Linked DNA regions of Homo sapiens: regions 2, 3 and 4 are each linked to region 1. Evidence: chromatin contacts called from ENCODE Hi-C or POLR2A ChIA-PET data. All regions are on one chromosome and are shown on one strand. Each heading gives the region's core, a stretch centred on a gene start or an enhancer-like site at or near the end of the contact. The rest is flanking DNA. Distances are from core to core; before and after follow the strand shown.

The links. Hi-C counts contacts between places; a loop is a spot of excess contacts on that map. ChIA-PET counts read pairs that join two places held with the same protein, here RNA polymerase II (POLR2A). Pooled maps may share reads with other maps.
Region 2: a loop to region 1 is called in a map of IMR-90, with 4 times the contacts of the local background. The contact joins two enhancer-like sites. A Hi-C loop is called at or near these places in 2 of 168 maps with a recorded cell type or tissue (both IMR-90) and 1 of 50 pooled maps. POLR2A ChIA-PET finds 5 or more read pairs at or near these places in 1 of 52 experiments (AG04449).
Region 3: a map of IMR-90 shows a loop between it and region 1 (3-fold over the local background). The contact joins the promoter of METTL15 here to the enhancer-like site in region 1. A Hi-C loop is called at or near these places in 10 of 168 maps with a recorded cell type or tissue (A673, Calu3, GM12878 and 6 more), 10 of 37 single-sample maps with no recorded cell type and 12 of 50 pooled maps. POLR2A ChIA-PET finds 5 or more read pairs at or near these places in 1 of 52 experiments (AG04450).
Region 4: POLR2A ChIA-PET joins it to region 1 with 10 read pairs in GM12878. The contact joins two enhancer-like sites. A Hi-C loop is called at or near these places in 1 of 37 single-sample maps with no recorded cell type and 3 of 50 pooled maps. POLR2A ChIA-PET finds 5 or more read pairs at or near these places in 1 of 52 experiments (GM12878).

What each region holds. Positions count from the first base shown.
Region 1 is chr11:29,327,411-29,331,106 of GRCh38, reverse strand. No RefSeq gene overlaps it. Among named protein-coding and RNA genes, the nearest start is that of LINC02755, 270 kb to the left of the region's middle. Within about 2 kb of position 1,911, at least 2 of the 41 ENCODE cell types and tissues checked have a DNase peak (open chromatin) inside an H3K27ac peak, as active enhancers do; they include IMR-90, where a contact is called at or near this core.
Region 2 is chr11:27,932,842-27,936,537 of GRCh38, reverse strand. No RefSeq gene overlaps it. Among named protein-coding and RNA genes, the nearest start is that of MIR610, 120 kb to the left of the region's middle. RefSeq lists enhancers at 1,265-2,464, 2,139-2,640 and a silencer at 2,222-2,516. Within about 2 kb of position 1,582, at least 7 of the 41 ENCODE cell types and tissues checked have a DNase peak (open chromatin) inside an H3K27ac peak, as active enhancers do; they include IMR-90, where a contact is called at or near this core.
Region 3 is chr11:28,106,492-28,110,187 of GRCh38, reverse strand. METTL15 (methyltransferase 15, mitochondrial 12S rRNA N4-cytidine) reads right to left here and starts at 1,800. Exons shown (of 7, transcript NM_001113528.2): 1 at 1,736-1,800; 2 at 1-22. It overlaps KIF18A (kinesin family member 18A), which reads left to right and starts at 2,032. Exons shown (of 17, transcript NM_031217.4): 1 at 2,032-2,124. RefSeq lists enhancers at 1-259, 1,505-1,584, 1,771-2,294, 2,495-2,754, 2,295-2,819.
Region 4 is chr11:30,342,241-30,345,936 of GRCh38, reverse strand. No RefSeq gene overlaps it. Among named protein-coding and RNA genes, the nearest start is that of ARL14EP, 21 kb to the right of the region's middle. RefSeq lists a silencer at 2,920-2,969. Within about 2 kb of position 1,681, at least 3 of the 41 ENCODE cell types and tissues checked have a DNase peak (open chromatin) inside an H3K27ac peak, as active enhancers do.

The DNA of each region.
Region 1 (3,696 bases), core at 662-3,161:
TTACAAGGAAAGTCCAGTACTAAGAGATATAGAACTTTCCACTTTTCTGTTTTTGAGTAGTAGTTTAGATTCAAGAACTCATTTGGAGATGAAACAAAGAAATATCTAAATTAGGAAAATATTCATAGGGTTACATATTCCCATAGGTAAATTGATAAAAGCCATGACTTAGAACATCTGCAAGTTGGTGAAAATTCCTAACCTGCCTTCTCTCTGCTATATATCAACCATCTTTGAGCTATTGAAGGGGAGAATTCTGAATTAAAGGATATAGTTCAAAAGTGTTACTCAATAAATATTTGTAATTGTTTGTGATAAGTGATACATTAGTTATCAATGCCATTATCTGTTTTGTAATTGTGGAAGGGGTTGGTGGGAAGCATGACGGTGGTCCTGGGAACAGTGACAACAGCCAGGGCAATGGGGACGTGAATGTCATGCTGCTAGAAGTGCTGAAAAATGTAGCTGTGCACAGACGCTCCTCATGGAGTATGGGTGTTTTACACCATTCCCAATATCTCATGGACTGGTATTACAAAACAAATTCTGTAATCAAGAGTTATCTGGAAAAGAACAATGCACACTCTTTTATTCATATTATAACTACACTGCACCGAACCCAGTGGAATATATCAGTGAGGGGCAAACCAATAATTTTGTAGAAAATAGTAATTTGAGGCTGGAATGGAACAATCTGGATGATGAACAGAAACTTCTGAGCATCTGGTGACCATGTAAGAGGGAGCTAAAGAGTCAGCAATGATAGTAATACCCGCTTTGGTTTTCAACATGCTCTATGCTGGCTCCCAGTTTCTGCTGAGGTGGTGCCGGTATCTGCTATGGAAATTTATGAGGAAAGACAGAAGAGGTGCTGTTCTCTCACCTTCACATTAATCAAAGGAGCTCTATTTTTACCTGTCTTATACATTGAGTTTCTATGAAGGATCTCATTTGAAGAACCAGATCTATTCTAAAAAATAAAAGATTACCTGCCATAAAACCCTATTGCTCATTGAGAAGGCCAGAAAGAGTGTTTCGGCTTTGTCTTTGAGTCAGTAAAACAATAAAAGGTGAACATCCATGCCTTAATTTTCCACAGCAATAGCTTACAAAGTGCAGTCCCTCAGCCAACAACAGTATCAGTATCTCCTTGGAAGTTTTTATAAATGCAAATTCTTGAACATTACTCCAGACCTATCTAAAGCAGAAACTCCAATAAAGCCCAGCAATCTGCATTTTAACAGGTTTTTAGTTGATTCTGATGCATGTTCAAGTTTGAGAACAAGTGTCCTAGAGCTTAATTTAGTTTACCAAGTAAAAGAAATGAGGTGGTATGAATAGAAAGTCACTGTCAGTGCAGTAGTGCACTTTCTAAGGAAAACCTCTTCCAAGTATTATATCTTAGCTCCAGTCTAAATCATCATAGAGAGAATTGGTTTTCAGTTTTAGAGAAAGGAAAAAATGCCTCCAGTTCTTCTATTCCTCCAGCCCCATAAATATCAGTCAAAATAAAGCACTAGCTTAACAACTTAAAACCATTGAATAACGCTTTGAAACTCTATCTCGGCCCCAAGCTGCTTATTTGAAAATAGGTGGAGCTAATTAAGAGACAATGGTAAAGTCACTGACATGTTACAATTTGCAGTGGTTAAACGCAGTCTTGTATTTTGTTTCTAACAGATTCATTAAAATAACTGTTGCTCATAAATTCCACTCCAACTAGGTCACCAGGTGATGCACATGTAGGAACAGTGCTAGAAGAAACTGCAGTCACAGGGAATGAGGCAGGATCATAGGTTGTCAGTTTCCTTCCCAGAACCAGGGCATTTGCCATATCAGTTACCTTCCTGAAATCATGACCCATGTGGGTGAGACTATGCTAGATTACACTGGAGTTACATTTGGACTTTTCGTCAATTCTCAACCCTGGCTCTTCTCATTTCAATGATGTTATGCCACTAGATGGCTCCAGAGTGTCTACCTGCACATGAAAGTCCAGAGATTTGAAAATTTGAGTGCACTTTGTAAGCTTTCCGCAGCCATGGTCCTCTGCAATTGAATTCCACTCAACCAGAGGTGATGTCTCATTTTCTCTCCTCCGTCTTTCAAGAGTGATGGTGTCAACAGAAAACATGAATGCCGCAGACCAATAAAGCACGTGTCTTCTCCACATTCCAAACTTTAAAGTCTAGCTTTGAGCAGATGATATATGAATGCTGAAAGTGGGAATAAACATTCTGTTTTATAGCATTTCATAACTTAGGTGGTTGTGGGTTATTAGAAAATGTAACAGAACAAAATGGACCAAAGATTTCCCATGCTCAAGCCTTGCTTAATCAGAGAAGCTAAGAGGTAAGTTATTAAGCCTGACCTGCCTTTTTTATATTCTGTTCTGGTGGTGTTGGTTAGTGTGGAAACTCAATTTTTGTTTGTTTTAGTTTTTCTAAGTGTAAAAGTTGGTTTTTTTTTTTTTTTAAGTTTGTGATATGAACTCAGTTTCTTCTAGGCTTAGCTTTCATTTCTAAATTAATCCAATTTGACGACAGCTTCTAAAATGAGCAATCACGCTTACCAAACTCTCCCATTGTGATAATGAATTGTTTCTGGGATGGATACTTGAAGTAAGTGGAAAGCAACCATAGACTGAAATTACCCATCCAGAGGCCTGAGAGAACATGGATCAGGAGACAAAAAGCCTGAATCCAGAAGGAAGAAGGCTCTAGGGTTGAAAAGGCACCCCGTGTCAAAGTAGGAGCTTCACTTTGGCAAACCAAAGCCATAAAGAATTTGAAGTTTGGGGATACTAATTTTATGAATAAGCAGAGGAATTCAGTCTGCAGAAAGAAGAATGGGATGTGTACAAAGAAAATATCATATGCGAGAAAAAAATTTAGACTCAGAAAGATACACAGTATAGGTATCTGAAAAGCTTCCAGTTCCTACGTGCACTGCTTATACTTCCTTCAACCAAATGCCACATGTGGTTTTCTGAGACTTTACAGCCACTCTTTCCCCAACTTTTTACATTTTCCTTGAGCTGACTGTCAAAGATTCCCGAACAGTCCTTTGTTCTCAATGAACTAAAATTTAGAAAGCATATTTTATTGTGAGTCAACTCAAAATACTAAATTCCTTATAGTTGAGTTTATGAAATAGGGGAAACTGTCTCTGTATCTTTGGTCCCGATAGTTTTTTGGTTCTTTGTCACCACTATCTCCTGACAGAATGATGGTATTGGCCTCTGACCTGGTTCTTTGCTACTCTCCACCCTCCCATAAGAGTAACATTTTTTTTTTTTTTGAGACAAGAGTCTTACTCTGTTGCCCAGGCTGGAGTGCAGTGCCGCGATCTCGGCTCACTGCAAGCTCCGCTTCCCCGGTTCACGCCATTCTCCTGCCTCAGCCTCCCGAGTAGCTGGGACTACAGGCGCCCGCCAACACACCCGGCTAATTTTTTGTATTTTTAGTAGAGACGGGGTTTCGCCATGTTAGCCAGGATGGTCTCGATCTCCTGACCTTGTGATCCACCCACCTCGGCCTCCCAAAGTGCTGGGATTACAGGCGTGAGCCACCGTGCCTGGCCGAAGAGTACAATTTTTAAAACAGAAATCTATTTTTTCCACTCCTTGATTTAAACCATCTTTCCTATAAGAAAAAGTAAAGTAAAAGCCTTACAACGGCTTTCGGGTTTTTGGCC
Region 2 (3,696 bases), core at 333-2,832, 1.4 Mb after region 1:
AATTTTTGTGTGTGTGTGTGTGTGTGTGTTTAATAGAGAAGGGGTTTTGTCATGTTGGTCAGGCTTGTTTCTAACTTCTGACCTCAGGTGATCCCCCTGGCTCAGCCTCTCAAAGTGTTGGGATTACAGGCGTGAGCCACTGCACCTAGCCAGTAGTTTAATGCACTCCCCAAATGATACTCATGATTGCTGAATTTTTAGGTCCACCATGTTAAGGGAAAGAGCACCAGCAGTAAATTGAGATACCTGATGTCCATTTATAAGGAATCAGTTAACTAAGAGTACACAGAAAGTTCGAAGTCAAACTCAAATGTATAGTTCATAAAATTGTGTGATATATTATTAAGAAAAAACCTTGCAGAACAGTATGTATAATACACTTCCATTAAAAATTATGTTGGCATAATTATGCATGCCAACAAAAATTATGCATGGCATAAGCATAGAAAAATTGGACGGCTCTACACCTAACAGTAACAATTATTGTAGAGTGCTTACAAGGCACTATCATCTCATATATGTCTATGGTGCTTGAGTGTTTATGGTAAGACTGTGTTACACATGTCATCGTGAGACATTTATAAAGAGTCTATCATCAATCTATCCATCTACTTACCTATCTACCTACTTACCTACCTACCTATTGCTGCAACCATCCGTCTCTGTGAAAGAACACCAAATTGGATTTCAGATTTAAGTCCTCGTTGGGCTTTCAACTAATAGGGCTACAGGAAAGCAATGTGATGGTTAAGAACTTGATCTCTAGATTCAGAAAGACTTGGGTTCCAAACCTGACTTCATTACTTATATTAGTGACATGACTTAATTCTCCTTATTTCACTAAGTGTTTGTTTTCTCATTTGCAAAGGAGGATAAAAATACCTACCTCACCTTCCAAAAGCCTGTAACCCCAGTCCAATCATGGAGAAGAAGATCAGACAAATTCCAATAAAGTGGCATTCTAAAAAAATACCTAATTGGAGCTCTTCAAAACTGTCAAGGTTATCAAAAACAAGGAAAGTCTGAGAAACTGTCACAGAAGAGCTTAGGTAAACATGACAACTAAATGTAATGTGGTAACCTGGATGAGCTCCTGACATAGAAAAAGGACATTAGGTAAAAGCTAAGGAAATCATTGGAATGAAGCATGAACTTTAGTTAATAATAAGGTAACAATAGTGGTTCATATATTATAATAAAAGTACTACACCAATGTGAACTATTAATAATAAGATAAACTGGTTATGGAGTATATGGAAACTTTCTGCACTATCTTCTCCATTTCTCTGTAAATATAAATCTGTTTAAAAACATAAAAAAGACAATTTCCTAGAATTGCCATGGGGCTTAATCAATACAAATGTTACAAATTAGTACCTTGAAGGCACAGAATGGGGGCCTAATAAACAGTAGCGATTACTATTATAATCTCATGTCTCTGTTTTCCTCATTTCCTATCTCTAGCCCATGGGGATTGGACTCAACACGCTGTAAGATCTCTTCCAGCTCGAAGATTCTGGGCCTCTGTAGCTTAAATTCCTGAGGCATGATTCGCTGAATGTGAGTCATATTCACCATCCTTCCGGCTTCTGTGGATTTGTCTCAGTGATGCCGTACCTTGCTATTTACTTTCTTCATTCTCTGGCTGTATGAGGGACTTACAATCATTCCGCAGTTTCTTTCATAAAATGATTGAGACTCAGAATGACTAGCCACACACATTCCCCACAAAAGACCTCCAAGAGTTTCCAACCAGATCCAGATTCTGACATCAGAGGGGCTTCTACTGTCCCTACCACAAGCGTCTGTGTATCTATGACTGTGATAAGGCCCCAGAGAGGACAGAGAGAGAGAGAGGGAAAGGGCCACCAAAAAGTGTTCCAAGAAAGAAAGAACTCCCCCTTCTCCTCTAACTAAACCCAGTATCCTCAGGCAGGGTTCCTATCTGTGTGTTTTAGGACTGCTTCACATCCCATCAGCTCTCTTGGAACCTAATCGTTTGCAGGGCCCCATCAGCTCTATCCAAGCAGAGAAATTACGCGCAAGCTGAAGTGTGCATGCTCTTCTGTGTGGCCCCAGAATGACTTGAGTCTACTGAATGGAATTTCATACATGTGTTGGGTGAGGTGATTTATTATAGGCGGTAATGGAAATTAATTTCACTTTGAACCCTGTGGCACCAGAAAATGCCTAAGTGCTGAGCCATTTTCTTTAAGTAGGCCGTAAAGCTGCTACTTGCTTCTGACTGGGCAGCGAAGTGGCGATGATCACTTGTAAAACAATGAGCTTGAATAGGAGGTTAATGGGCCCTGGCCGACCTCGTGCAGCCTGCAGTGCTCATCCTACCAGCCCCTGCAGTCACGGGACTCAGTCTTCCTGGCGCCACAGAAAACAGAGATGCTGGAGCAGTATTTGTATGCTAAAGCAGAGCCAAAGAAGGGGAGAGGGAAACATTCCTGGGGAGCCAATGACCGTGCTTTGACCATGAGTGTTTGGCTGAAAGTGGTGGCCTTGTCCCTAGAAGTTCCCTTAGTAGGAAGCAGAATGGCTCAGAGCTATAAATGGGCCTGAGGAGATCCTGTTTCTAAAGACGGCCTCAGTAAAGGCTCTTACTGCTTAATTTGAGATACAGAGTATTTTCCAAGACAGCTTCTGGATTCTAAGGCTTGCCATCATGGTCTTCTGATTTAAAGTTTTATAAAGGCATTTTAGTCACTATTGAAGGGCACAAAATTCAGGGACCGTTCTAAGGCCTCCAGTGAAGCCATTCCACAGAACTTGTTGTTACACCACAATTACAAATTTAGGTAGAAGATCCTTCAGGGAGACGATCCTTCTGGGAGATGGGGCTCCTCTTGTAATTCATACAAAAGCCACACATGTGCTCACAATATTGAAGGAGCTATTGCTGTGTAACGTCATGTATTAATATAAATACATATATGTAAAAATTAGTTATTGCTTATTTCCTCATTAGAATTTTTTGTTTAATACCATATTAGATTTGTTTGCTACTATAGAACTTAGATGGCTGGCACATAATAGACCTTCAATACATTTTTTTTAAATGAATGAACTATAGAAAGTATTTTAGTGACTATAAAAATGGACAGGGCACTGAACGGGTCTTTAAATAATTTCCAACTTATTAGAGAAAGGAAGCATTCATTTTATTTATTCATTTATTAATTTTTTCAACAAATACTTAATGCATGTTATACTAAGTACCAGGTGATATTCTGGGATTTAGACAATGAATGAGATCCATTCTGGGTTCCACCTAATGACTACTAAATTGGATTATCCAGCTGTAAGTCTCAGGAATCAGTATTTTCTAAATATCCCCAACCCCCAACAAACAATTATATAGAACAGCTGGTTTGAGGAGTCTCAACCCAATATCACATAGGACTGTCAGAGGTGTTTAAACCAGAGCAACTCCATCTTGAATAGAAGCTGAGTAAAGCAAGGCAAAGACCTACAGGACTGAATTCCCAAATGGTTAGGCATTCTAAGTCACAGGATGAGATAGGAAGTTGACACAAGATACAGATCATAAAGACCTTGCTGACAAAAGAAGTTGCAGTAAAGAAGCCATCTAAAACCCACCAAAAGCAAAATGGTAATGAGAGTGACCTCTGGTCATCCTCACTGCTACACTCCCACCAGCGCTCCCACAGTTTACAAATGCCATGG
Region 3 (3,696 bases), core at 551-3,050, 1.2 Mb after region 1:
CTGGGGTTTCCAAACGACTTTCCTGGGGGAAATAAATAAGACCTCACTATTGCCATGTTTAAATTCACTTTTACTTTTTCCATTTTTATTTTTTGGTCTGAAACAACTTTAAATCTAACTTTTCATTTATCCTTATCTCTGCTCTTTGGTTTACAATGAAAGTATATTAAACTTGTATTCTGATAACACAGCAGTTATACTCCAATTTTTAACTAAAAGTGGGAATTTCTGTCTCATTAGCTCTATGTTTAGAAACTACAAGGAGCAAGGTGGCACAGTAGTGGGATTGATTGTAATGTCAAAATCTCTCTGCTTTAACCAAATGTACAATTCCTTTAAAATATGGACCTCATCATCTGAACACTGTTAAATGGCAAGTGTAACACTGAATTTGAAATCTAAAGTACTTGGATTAGGTGTGAAAACATCTGTGGCACTGATAAACCTTATACAATGTGGGTGTCAAAAAAGACAAACTTTAAAACACTTCTATTCTTCACCAATGATCCATGCAATTTTACAAGCAACTGGCAAAATATGCATATTTTCAGACTGGATTAAGATATTCTCTTAATGTCACTTAATCCAGAAAGTATTTCAGAGACAAATGACTCAATTCTGAATTGCCTTGCCTGTATAGTTCAAGACAAAATTTTGTGTTAGGAATTTTCTGAAAACTTCAGTTTTCTCTCAGAAAAATGAAAATAATATTACCTACGTCTCATGGGCTGTTTTGAGAATTAACTGAGAGACCATATGTAAAGGGACTAATAAAATACCTGGGAAGTCAAAACGTAAAGTACTATACAATGAGTTCTTACTGGAAATAAAGACATCTCGATTTTATTACCAAGACCAGCAGCACACAAATAACCATTTCATTAGCTAAGATACACGTAATACAGCCAAAAATAAGTAGTAGCTTTATTGATCCTCTGTCTAGTGATCAGAAACAATAATATAACATGCATCACATACAGTACACAATACTCCCGATTTTCCTCAACAGGAAATAAATGTCCATAATACAGAGGTTTCCATATATTGTTGCATTTATAATACTCTGCATGGGTATGAGTCATCCTATTTATAAAGTGATATTGAATCCACAAAATATAAGCTCCAAGAGGGAAGAGTTTGATTCCATTGCATACTATTGTGTCTAAAATCTAAATAATTGCTAAATGGATACAATAACAGTAATATATAGAACAATGAAATTCAGATACTGTTATTAAAAACACCCTGCCAAATAAAGTTATTTTAGCAAACGTATTTCCGATTTGTTCCAGGTATTTTCTCTCTTTTTAAAGTGTCTATGCTGAAATAATATCTATAACCTGGGACTTAAAAAAAATCACTTCACCTAATAATAAACCAAGCCAAAATCTTTAAATTTATTTTGTTATGCCATCATTAGACAGAGAATGTAAAAAGTAACCAAACAGAAAATAGTTTCACGGTCAGTACTAATGGGAGTAGGCCTGGAAGTCCTGAGAAATGAAGCCTGAGGCCTCAACCCAAAAGATCTCCAATTAATTCAGGTGAAGAGACCCCACATTTTGGCCCATATTAATGTGTCTGGAAGAAACAGGTCCCTACAACTTCTTGGAGGCCTCACTACTCAGAGAAAAGAAAATAAACACCCAGAACCCATTAATCCACACCCAAACTCCACCTCTCCCCCTAGCAGAGGGCATAGGCCAACCCCTGCCCGCAGCAGTCTCACTCACACCCTTAACTCTGGGACCGGGCCCTGCACCCGCCGGTCTACAGGAGGCCTGGTGATCTCAAGTGGCTGCCTCCCACCAGCAGCTCCGGCCTAGCCCCGCCCACTTTGGCCACCGCCTCCGGAAACGGCCGCGCGCGTTGCCACGGTGACGAGCAAGCAAAGAGCTTCCCCTGCGCAGCCAGGCTGAGCTTCTTGGCGCCAAGCTGCCGCGAGCCGTGACAGCGTCCGACGTGATGACATCACGCGAGCGGCAGCCAATGAAACGAAGCGCTGAGGAAAGTGGCTTGGGTTTGAATATTGTGGTTGAGTCTGAAGCGCTGGGAGGCGGACATTAAAGTGAAGTGGTTGCGGTAACCTGGCCTGGGCCTGAAGTGAGTGAGAGGCACATGAAGGTAAAACTGGACTCTGGGACGCTCCTTTTGGTGACTTGTATTATTGGGAACGGAGGGTCCTGCCGCTTCAGGTCTAGAAGACCAGGTGGGCTTCTTGACAAACACAGAAGCGTTGAGGGGTGGGGGATCAGGGTACCTGGGGAGAAAGTGAAAGGAAAAAGGGATTCGAGAACCTGCTAAGAGCACAGCTCTGCTTGACCGTAATCCTCGACTGCTCAGCTGGAAGGGCAGGGATCTCCTTAAGTCCTGAGAGGAAGTCTTAAGTTTTAAAGGGCATCTTGGCCCCTTTCCCAGACTGGCAGAGAACTTTAACTGCCCAGCACCTTGTAGTGTCAGCTTTTTTCCGGACTCCAAATTGGGAGTGTTTTGTTTCAGACTCACATATAAGCGTACCCAGGGGCTTACCTATCAAACGAGGAGCTTTTGTTCATCACTGCATAAAATTTTTGTCTGAAGAGCTTTAACTGTTAGTCTTGCACTGGTCAATCGGGAACCCCTCCTGAGCCCCAGTTGTAGGTAGCATCGAGATAAAAGCCGCTCTGACTGCCTAACGGGATTGCCGAGGATCAGATGAGGTACGGAAGAGATACTGTTTGGCAAATGCTCTGCAGATGAAATTAAACTGTAAACATTTAGAATCAGTCCTATAGTCTGTTCTTGGTTTCCGCAGGACTTTTTTTTTTTTTTAGGAGCTCATTAGTCACTCAGTTACAGAGAAGCCAAGACTGACTGCTGTTTATTATATGAGAAGAGAGTATTTGACCAGAATGAACTGATTTTGTGGTATAATATATAGTTTAGATTATGGATAATTAGGTAGAAATTTAGGCACTCTACAGATTTTAATTTTTAGTGTCATTCCACCACGTCTAGCCTCCTGTTTCGTTTTTGTAAGGTTTTTATAAACTTTGATGCTAGAGAATGTGATATCCAATGACTAGATAGTGCTTCTTATTAAGTTCATAGTTTGTAAGAACTATTTCAATAAACAAAGATTATCTACAAAGCACAATCACAAAGAAAAAAACTTAAAAGATTATCTGCCTTTAATAGTAGTAATTAATCTCCTTTTCTATTATTTATTCATTTATTTGAGACAGAGTCTCGCTCTGTGGTCCAAGCTGGAGTGCAGTGACGTGATCGCTGCTCACTGCAACCTCCACCTCCCAGGTTCAAGCAATTCTCGTGCCTCAGCCTCCCGAGTAGCTGGGATTACAGGCGTTTGCCACCACACTCGGCTAATTTTTGTATCTTTGGTAGAGACGGGGATTCACTGTGTTGGCCAGGCTGGTCTCGAACTCCTGACCTCAAGCCATCTGCCCGCCTCGGCCTCCTAAAGTGCAGGAATTACAGGTGTGAGGCAGGGCACCCAGCCCTTCCTCTTCTACTATTGAAAAGTATTTACAAATACATAATATTTTTATATTGAAAGTGCATCTTGTCCCATCATAGAAATACCCCAAATCAATTAAGAGACACGATAAAAATGATTTTTTTTTTTTTTTTTTTTTTGCTGACAACTGTGAAAACTAAGAGGAAAAAAAATAGCTCAGCTGTCAGTGCCGGCCTTCC
Region 4 (3,696 bases), core at 432-2,931, 1.0 Mb before region 1:
TGTTAATTCACTTAGGATAATGGCCACCAGCTGTATCTATGTTGCTGCAAAGGGCATGATACTGTTGTTTTTATGGCTGCATAGTATTCCATCGTGTGTATGTCCCAGTACACTTCTTTTTGTTGTTTTTATGGCTGCATAGTATTCCATCATGTATATGTCCCAATACACTTCTTCATCCAGTACACTGTTGATGGGCATCTAGATTTATTCCATGTCTTTGCTAATGTGAATAGCGCTGCAATGAGCATACACATGCATGTGTCGTGTCTTTATGGTAGAACAATGATACAAAGGCTTTTTAAGAGTTAGGACAAAAGTACAATTCGATTATGTATCCAAACACACAATAAATAGCTGTTGTTGTCACTAAGTGTACACCTTCTTCACTGTGACTTCTCAGAACGAAAACAGAAAGACATGTTAGAATTGGCTGAGAAACATATTCCATCCATGTTTATGGAGCTGGCTGAGTGGTGGGCATGGAAGTGGGCAAAATCTTTACTTCCAGGACACACCTTAAGTAACCAAACTGCAATAATACCTAAGTCATCAGAATCACATAGCTTCAATGAATCCTGAACAGAAAGAATTTCACATGTATAAGATGAATGGTCAAAGAAGAATAGAAAAATATCCACCAGCATTGGAACTTTGGCGTCAAACAATCTATTTAGATTCCCTTCTCTTCCACTGATAAACTATGTGACCCTAGGCAAGTTATCTAAATTCTTTAGCTCTCAGTTTCCTCATCTGTGAAATGATAAAAATAGCCACTTATTAGGAAAGGTGGAATAAAGAAATGTGGTAATATCTGCTAGGGTCTGAATGTTTGTTCCCCCAAAATTCATATATTGAAATCCTCACGCCAACAGTGATGGTATTAGGAGGTGGGGTCTTTGGGAGATGATTAGCTTATGGTGACAGAGCCTTCATGAATGGGATTAGTGCCTTTATAAAAGAGGCTCCCGAAAGATCTCCTGCCCCTCCCACTGTGAGAGGTTTATAGCAAAGAGACATTGTTTATGAACCAGGAAGTGCCCTCACTAGACACTGAATTTGGTGGCATCTTGATCTTGGACTTCCCAGCCTCCAGAGCTGTGGGGAACAAATTCCTGTGGATTGTATGCTATCCAGTCTATGACATTTCATTATAGCAGCCTAAAAGGACTAACATATAAAGTATAAAAACAATTTCATTTTCTAAAGTGTCCTACTTTATTTTCACCCAAATTTTGGCTAATAGCCAAGGTTTAGCAAACCAAATTATTTCTCTAAATTTATCCAATTTTAGAACTGTGTATTTTTTCAAGAAAGTCGATATCACCATAAAGATGTTTTGAAGCAGGAACCTCAGAAATAGGTGAACCTATGAACGTCTAACCAAATATACTCTATATTTTTATGTAATTTCAACTGAAAAAAAGTTAAAAAATGTCAATACACTAAAATATCAAAAAAGATGAAAGCATTTAAATATCCCTGTATCACAAATGATTAAGAATATCCAGCTTTATAAAATACACTGTCAAGTATCAGAAAGTCATTATGCATTTGATTTTTTTTTTGGCATCATTATTTCTGGAAATGACATATAGAAAATGTTGAGGTGTGTGCTGAGTTCCCTTTTGTTTGGCAGGAACCAGTTTCACCTTCCCCTCTTTCACACCACAGAACTGAGAGTCCTGTAAGGGTAAAAGGGAAGAAGAACAGGAGCTGTTGATGCTTTAACTTCATTTTGCTAGCAGTGTTATAAACCACAAATTTAAGTCAATGATATGCCTTTAACTGCCTGACAAGTTATTTAATTCAGATACAGCTATTAAAAATTTATATTCATTTGACCTAGGATTGAGTTCTAGCTATGAAACATAGGATGACAGAGAAAATTATCCAAGTATTCTCTGTTTAGCTTATGAACAACAGAAATTTAATTCTTACAGTTCTGGAGGGTGAGAAGTCCAAGTTCCAATTTTCAAACATGCTAAGCACTTTAAAAGCAAGTAACACCAATACAAATACCCTAAATTGGTAACTTAATTACAAGTGCCTTATTGTTATTACAGAATGTCAGACCCTCATGGTAAATTACCATAGGCCATGCTACATTTGTCTAAAGGAGGTTAAGGTCCATGAGAATGGTATGAGAAGATTTTGCAGGGCAGGATTGAAGATGTGGGGGTAAGTCACAGCTGTTTGCTCTCCTTAAAAGATATAAAAGTTCCTGGCCGGGTGCAGTGGCTCACGCCTATAATCCCAGCACTATGGGAGGCTGAGGTGGGCAGATCACAAGGTCAGGAGATCGAGATCATCCTGGTTAACACGGTGAAACCCTGTCTCTACTAAAAATACAAAAATTAGCCGGGCGTGGTGCTGGGCGCCTGTAGTCCCAGCTACTTGGGAGGCTGAGGCAGGAGAATGGTGTGAACCCGGGAGGCGGAGCTTGCAGTGAGCCGAGATCGCACCACTGCACTCCAGCCTGGGCGACAGAGCGAGACTGTCTCAAAAAAAAAAAAAAAAAAAAAAAAAGAAGATAAAAGTTCCCAAGGGCATGAGTTTCAAACAGGCCATTCTACCCTTGATCTTTTATCCTCAAATGAGTAGAGCTAACTTTCCATCTAGTCATTACCTTGTATTCACTTAATGGTCAATCGTGCAAAAAGACAAAATTATTGACTCACATAACTGAAAATTCCAGGTTTGACTTCAGACATAACTGGATCGAGATACCCAAATTCTATCTATCTTGGTCTCTGGCTTCCACTTTCACGTATGTTGTTTACATTCTAAGGCAGATTCTCACTTAGTGCCAAGATTAGCCACCAGTAGGCCTGGTCTTAAACCTGTAAACTTAGCAACCCTCATTGAAAAAAAGCATCACTTCTTCTCTAGTCTCAGTAAGCCTGAAGTTGATTGGCTTTGATTGACCTGGCTAGTCATACATCCACCCTTCTAACATTCATTAAGGCTAGTGAGATGCTACATTCTCAAAGGCCAGGACTTGTGATAAACCCACCCTACAACCACAAAGTAAGGCCAACTGTATCTGAACCACATGGGCTGACTACAAGGGTGGTTTCTCAAAGGCCAACTGCAGAGTGCTAATTCCAGAAGGGGAAGTGATACTGGGCATGCAAAACACTACCAGACTTTAACTGACGTGGAAACAAAAATAAAAACAAAAACCCAAAGCAGATTCAAGAATTTTCCAAGCAGTGACCAAATGGACTTGATAATATGAACAAGAGAAAGGAGTAAAAAATGACTGACTATATATTTTATTGACTCATCTAAGGCCAGATACAGCAAACAATCTAATAGTTTATAATTTATTTGATTTTTAGAGCCAGGACCTGAGAACCAAGTTGAAATAGAAACAAATTAGGTTACTGTATTAGTCAGGGTTTTCCAGAGAAAGGGAACCAACTGGATGTGTCTGCCTGCCTGCCTGTCAATTGATATATTGATCTATCCATCCATCCACCCATACACCCATCCACCCATCCACCCATCCATCCATCCATCCATCCATCCATCCACCCACCCATCAAGAGGTGTAAGGAGCCTCTCAACATGGGTTGTCGGTATGTCACACAGTGTGAGGCTTTGTTTGCCAAGAATTTGTAGTTGAGCACTGACCCTAAAATCTATGTGTAGTTCTTTAAAAGACACAAGGAAAAAAATAAGCATGTTTTT